2 separate regions of the Homo sapiens genome follow, and region 1 is linked to region 2. The links are chromatin contacts, found by Hi-C or POLR2A ChIA-PET in ENCODE. All regions are on one chromosome and are shown on one strand. The core of a region is the stretch at or near the end of the contact, and the rest is flanking DNA. Distances in the headings are between cores, read along the strand shown.

Region 1 (3,242 bases), core at 691-3,190, 180 kb before region 2:
TAACTCCATGATTGCTAATAGAGTATTTTCAAGGTTATGGGAACCTAACACTTAAGTAAAAAATTAATACATACCATATATCCCACAAATCGGTAGACTAAGACAACTGAGTTTGGATACTACAGGGAAAAACATTTACTCTTAACTAAGTTGTTTACTACTTTTTGCTAAGATTGTCCCAGAGTTTTCCTCGAAATTTAAAAATTTAAGGTAAAACTTTTTCAAGGTCTCAGAGTAATTCTAGAGCTAAAGTGTTATTACACATCAGCAATAGATTCAGATAATACATGCCAACACATCATTGACCTTGAAAGTATTACCCCTAACTACAAAAAGAGAAACCCGTTTTGTACCTCAAACCCTCATCTACTTTGTCTGGCAAGCCCTCTCAGTATAGGTAAAAACTGAGATTCTAATAAGCCCACAGCCTCAGACGTCCAAAGCACACTTAACTGAAGTTCAAAGGCACAGCACATCCTCAGTTCTCTGCATGGAGTTGGATGCCATTTTAAGACATAAATACTGTCTCACTGCTTATGACTGTCACACTTCTTTAAAATAAACTTTCCAACATAAAAAAATTATACATACATAATCATCTTTCTTTGAGCCATAGGATGCGATATAATCTGCATGTTTCTCCAATAACAAAGTGTCCGGTGCATCTGACTTGATAATAACATCCTTCTGTGGAGTGCCCTTTCAAAATAAAGTGGTAATCTCATCAATGTTTACCTCTACAACGTTCTTCTGCCCCACAGCATAGATTCAACATACATCTCAATTTTCACTTGATTTCATCTTGTAATAGGAAAACGTTCCATTTAAAAATTGTAACTAACTAGGGAGGCTGAGGTAGAAGATCGCTTGAGCCAGGGAAATTAAGGCTGCAGTGAACTGAGGTTGTGTCACTGCACTCCATCCTGGGCGACCGGAGACCGACTCAAAAACAAAACCAAAACAACAACAACAACAACAAATTGTATCCAACAAAAAAGAACTTAAATCATTCAGGCTTCGTCTTAGTCACGATTCAGGTAATTTTCAGGTCTCAGAGTAATTCTAGAGCTAAAGTAGTAATAATCAACTTTAGATTCAGAATACATGCCAACTCATCATTGACCCAAAAAATTACCACCAGCATTTCTTGTTGTTCACTTTTCATTCAAAAAGATAAGTAAAAAATAAACACCATAGAATATCAAAGCTTATCATTTCAGGACAACTTACGGTTTACATGTGGCAGAAAGCATATTTTTAAAAAATAAAAAAATCTAACCCTTAACTTGCAAGCGAATTCTTGCTTAATCAAATGCAGGTTTCAAAGCACCTTCTAAGTACCCCAAAAGTTGTTCAAATGTATTAAATAAGCAGTTCCTTTAGCTCCATCTTCTCCACCTTTAATCCGAGTCTCTGTATTTGCAGAAGTCCCCATGTGATGCGGCTCTAGTTCTTTTCGTATCTATATCTTCCTCATTGAGAGTACACTGCAGTCACTATAACAGGTCATGAAGATTACCGGAAGTGATTAAGTACCGAATTTTCTTCTGATCCCATTAAAAATCTTAAAGCGAGACCACATCACTAACGATTTTAAAGAAATCTTTGACACCCCCTCTCCAAGAAAAAAAAAAGCCACCAATCAGCCACAGCTTTTTAGAGGGGTTCAGAAATCGGGCTGCTCAACTCTTAACAGGCCCTCCCTACAGAAGAAGGCCTGGATAAAATTAGAAGCGGCATTGCCCGCGAGGTCTGCAGAAAACGCTGAGTAATATTTCACACTCAAAAAACCTTCCAAGGCCTGTGTCCTAACCATTCTCCAGCACCAGGAAACCAATCCTAAGGTGACCAGTGTGCTTAACCCTACTCCACCCTGTCTGCTACCAACCCATCCGGACAGCAGCGCTAAACTCACACTTACCATGTCTAACAGGGAAAGGAGAGAGCAGGGTCAGTTCCTGGGTAGACTTAGGAGCCGGGCGCCTGCGCAGATGCGCCTCTCAGGCCCCCATCGCGCTCCGATATAGCTGACCACACTTTCGCCTGCAAGGCAGAGCAGTTCCACGGCTGCCGTAGGACCCCACTGATCGCTCATAGGTGTCCTCACTGCCTGCGTCCAAAGTCCTGCGACCATATGCTTGTCCCATAGTCACTCCGATTTGTCTAGAAACAGTTTTAAATAATATTTAAATATCTGAGTTGCTTTTAAGAAATCATTTGTTCTAGCTGGACGCGGTGGCTTACGCCTGTAATCCCAGCACTTTGGGAAGCCGGACAGCAGGATTGCTTGATCCTAGGAGTGTAACCACCCAATATTGTGGTTCACTTTGCCTGCTGCTGACCGATAGCCCATTTATCAAGACAGGGGACTTGCAATGGAGTCTCCCCAAGCAGTATTCAGAGTTTTTAAAGATAATTCGGCGATTAGGGGCTTGGGAAGTAGGGAGTGCTGATGGGTCAGGTTGGAGATGGACTCATAGTGGGTAGACGTGAGTTTTTCTTGCTGTTTTCTGTTCCTGGGTAGGATGGCAGAACTGGTTGAGCCAAATTACCAATCTGGGTGGTTTCAACTGATCCATGGAGAGCAGGGTCTGCAAAATATCTCAAGAACTTATCTTAGGTTTTACAATAGTGATGTTATCCCCAGGAGCAATTTGGGGAGGTTCAGAAACTTGGAGCCAGAGGCTGCATGACCTCTAAACTGTAATTTCTAATCTTGTAGCTAATCTGTTGGTTCTGCAAAGGCAGACTGGTCCCCAGGCAAAAAAGCGGTCTTTTTGGGAAAGGGATATTATCAATTTTGTTTCAGAGTCAAACCATAAACTGAATTCCTCCCTAAATTGGTTCAGCCTAGGCTCAGGAATGAAGAAGGACAGCTTAAAAGTTAGAAGCGGCCGGTGGCTCACGCCTGTAATCCCAGCACTTTGGGAGGCCAAGGCGGGCGGATCACGAGGTCAGGGGATCGAGACCATCCTGGCTAAAACCCCGTCTCTACTACAAATACAAAAAATTAGCCGGGCGTGGGGGTGGGCGCCTGTAGTCCCATCTACTCCTGAGGTTGAGGCAGGAGAATGGCTTAAACCCGGGAGGCGGAGCTTGCAGTGAGCAGAGATCACGCCACTGCACTCCACCCTGGGCGACAGAGCGAGACTAGTCTCAAAAACAAAAGTTAGAAGCAAGATGGAATCCGTTAGGTCTGATTTCTTTCACTGCCATAATTTCCTCAGTTATAATTTTGCAAA
Region 2 (3,518 bases), core at 648-3,147:
TTCTCAAGGGACATTAGCATTCATTTGTGACATCTCATCAAAAGGACAGTCTTTCAGAAAGGCCAATGGAATCTTTTACAATCCAATATTGATAATGTTTTTAACGAAAAAATGCTATAGTTCATAATCAATACAAGTCTTATAAATGCAAGCTGGTTACATTGGTTATAATCACGTCACCACCCCCACCCCTGCCTTTTCCAATATTAGTACAACAAAGACTTCTTGCTCAATTACTTAAGTGTAAAACTTATGTTTAGGTTAATTTATTCATTTATTCATTTAGCACATATTTATTGAGCACTGAATATGTACCAGATTCTGTGCAAAACACTAGGGATACGGTAATGAACATGATAGACAATGAAGTAAGAGGAGGCCTGGAAGAAGCAGGTGACAAATAATATGAACCAGAAAATTTCACATAGTGATTAATACCAGGAGAAATAAAACAAAGTGATGTGCGAGCAAATGATTTTGAGGTTACTTTAGATTGTCTGGAAAGGTGGCATTTGTGTCGGGAAACAAGTGATGAAGAGTAATTTGCATGCCAAGAACTGGAACATAACACTTCAGGCCTTAAGGTAGAAATGAGGTGGTAGCTTGGCACATTCACATACAAAAGGAAGAGGTGTAATGTGTAAGGAAGAGACAGTTAGGGAGAAGCCAGGCCTTTTTGGTCATAAAAAGGAATATAGAGTTTAAGTGCAATGAGAAGCCATTGGATATTCACTTGCTATTTGGGGATACATTCCTCTCCTGGAAGATTATTTCAGGGAGAGGAGCATTCCTACATCAACTCCCTAGGCCAACTAAGGTGACCTAATAGACTTCACTTTTCTAAAAGGTCCAGTTATACTCACGTTATTTTCTCTTGCTATTCACCAGAATACCTATGCAATTTCAGGCTGAGATATTGATAGCATCTCTAGGAATCCCTGCTTAGAAAACAATTCTAGAGAGAATGAGGATTAATTTAACATTTAGTACAAGATGATAAGATTAGTCACTTCCCTGGCAAGCCTTTCAATGCAAGTAAGTCTTAGGAAAAACATATTGTAATGGTAGAGGGGGATTCTGAGGGGTCCAGAACATGACTGTGCAGTAGGCAGAATGTGGAAGGCAGCATGAGGGGCTCCTAGATAACAGAAAGGGGTCCACAGAAGGAGAAGAGTGATGTTTGGAAGGGGACATGAGAAAGCCTCTAAAACAACATCAGCCAATTCGTGATTTTGCCAAGTGGAAGCCTGATATGAGCATGTTCCAAGAGAAACATTCTCATTCAAACACAGAAAAAGTTTAAACCAGGGTACTTTTATGCTTTTGACTGATCTTTTTATAATGAAGCATTTGTAACAATAAAAGCACACAGATGTTTACAAAGTCTCTTTGATTTTACTTAATCACTGTCAGGTTGTTCTGATGGATTACAGACCTCACAAATGAAAATAGCATGAACATATTAATGATAACTGCTGTTTGTTGGAGGTAGTTGCTTGATAGCTAGTTAAGGAAATCATGCTCTTGGGTCTCATTTTACTGTAGAGATGTTGGTAAGTGGGATATGGGGTATATTGGATGATTTTCTTTCCCCTAAGCATTTGTGACAAGAAGGTGCTATGATATTCAGGAAAGACACAAATAATAGTAGATTATTTTAAAGGTAATCATGGCCTACTTCCACCTCCAAACTACCTACTTCTTTGCCAAGGATTAACAATGAAAAAATATACTATAGCTCCAGGACTTTGTTCAGTCTCCTCCCCCTCTTTATACTCCAAGTGACTCCTTTGAGGCTAGCAAGGCTAGTAGGACCTCAGGGATTACCTAAGAATGGGGTATGGCCCTTAGTGATACTGGAACACAATGTGTTTATGACATCAGCTTTTTTTTCACAGTAGTGAATCGTAGCATGTTAGAGTTAGAAGGTTCAGTGTTGATGGAGTTATTGAAGAAATGATGGAGTAAGAGGTGAGTGATACTGCTAAATGCAAGAAGTCTATGTCTGTAGGAAAATTGGTCAAGTTTGTTATTCATAAGTACGTATTCTATACAACTCAAGAAATACACACACACACACACATATATATAGTGAAGTCTGAATATAAATTAGGAACTGAGCACTTCCTCTCCGTGTGTGTGTGTGTATATATATAGATATCCTGGGGGATTATTTAAAGAGAGTAGTATTTTTACATCAGCTCCCTAGGCCAAGTAAGGTGACCCAATGGACTTCACTTTTCTAAAAAGTCCAGTTACACTTATGTATCTTCTCTTAATATTCACCAAAATATCGACAATATTTCGGGCTGAGATGTTGATAACATCTCTAGGAATCCTTACCTACTGGTATTCACACCTGTTCATACTCCCCTTCCAAAATGAATCACAGCTGACCATGTGATCAGTACTGTACAGCAGAAAACTACATCATAAAGACATACACTATGGCTTCTGCCTTGTTCTTTTGTATTCTTTGCTTTCTTATGTTGCTCATTTTGGGGAAACCAGATGCCATGTTTTAAAAATACTCAAGGATCCCTTGGATTATTTTTTGAAGCAGAGGTTCATACAGATATTATTAACATTTCAGCCCAAAATATTGTCGGTATTTTGATGAATAGTAAGAGAAGATACATAAGTATAACTGCACTTTTTAGAAAAGTGAAGTCCATTGGGTCACCTTACTTGGCCTAGGGAGCTGATGTAGAAATATTGCTCTCTCTAAATAATTCTCCAGGATATCTATGTGTATATAGGTATATGTATGTATATGTATATACCTATGGAGAGAGAAGAAGAGCTCAGTTCCTAATTTATATTCAGACTTCACTATGTGTGTGTGTGTGTGTGTGTGTGTGTGTGTGTGTGTGTATTTCTTGACTTGCATAGAAGTCTTGAATCTTAGCTCTGTGTGGGAAGAACTGAGGCCTCCTGCTAATAGCAACAACTTGCTAGTTATGTGAGTGATCTATCTTGGGAACAGACCCTGCAACCAAGTCAAGCCTTCAGATGACTGTAGCTTCAGCCAACATCTGACTGAATTTCATGATAGCCCCGACCCAGAGCTATCCAATCAAGCTGCTTCTGGATTCCTGAATCACAGAAACCATAAGATATAATAAATGCTTACTCTTGTCTTAAACCACTAAAATTTGGGGGTAATAGGTTACATAACATTAGATCATGAATATACCTGTGGTTCATTATTTTTGCACCTCTATCATGAAATGTAATATTTGTTACTAGTTCCAACACTGATCTTGAATCTTAGCCCTCTTTCCTATTTAGTGAATTGGGCTGAAACCCTGAAGTTCTCTTTTCTTGTTTCCCTTGAGTTTCTTGTAGCAGCTTGCTTTCTCCTCTGCTTTTTTGAGTACTGATTCCTGGCTCCTCTAGTTCATTTAGTTTAGAAGATACTTTCCAAATTGAAGCACTACCGAACCAAAAATCAGAGTGATAAAGAGAATACAAAAGCCCTAAAATCTCCCAACAGCACAAGATTTCACAGTCCTCCA

The links. Hi-C counts contacts between places; a loop is a spot of excess contacts on that map. ChIA-PET counts read pairs that join two places held with the same protein, here RNA polymerase II (POLR2A). Pooled maps may share reads with other maps.
Region 1: a map of naive thymus-derived CD4-positive, alpha-beta T cell shows a loop between it and region 2 (2.6-fold over the local background). The contact joins the promoter of RABGGTB here to the promoter of SLC44A5 in region 2. A Hi-C loop is called at or near these places in 5 of 168 maps with a recorded cell type or tissue (A673, B cell, HepG2 and 2 more), 10 of 37 single-sample maps with no recorded cell type and 11 of 50 pooled maps. POLR2A ChIA-PET finds 5 or more read pairs at or near these places in 5 of 52 experiments (A673, H1, HEK293T and 1 more).

The regions. Positions count from the first base shown.
Region 1 is chr1:75,784,954-75,788,195 of GRCh38, reverse strand. RABGGTB (Rab geranylgeranyltransferase subunit beta) reads right to left here and starts at 1,940. Exons shown (of 9, transcript NM_004582.4): 1 at 1,922-1,940; 2 at 592-699. The coding sequence starts at 1,924. SNORD45C (small nucleolar RNA, C/D box 45C) reads right to left here and starts at 1,124; the gene lies at 1,047-1,124. It overlaps SNORD45A (small nucleolar RNA, C/D box 45A), which reads right to left and starts at 307; the gene lies at 224-307. RefSeq lists a silencer at 1,849-1,908 and enhancers at 1,969-2,198, 3,139-3,242.
Region 2 is chr1:75,609,493-75,613,010 of GRCh38, reverse strand. It overlaps SLC44A5 (solute carrier family 44 member 5), which reads left to right and starts at 1,897. Exons shown (of 24, transcript NM_001130058.2): 1 at 1,897-1,971.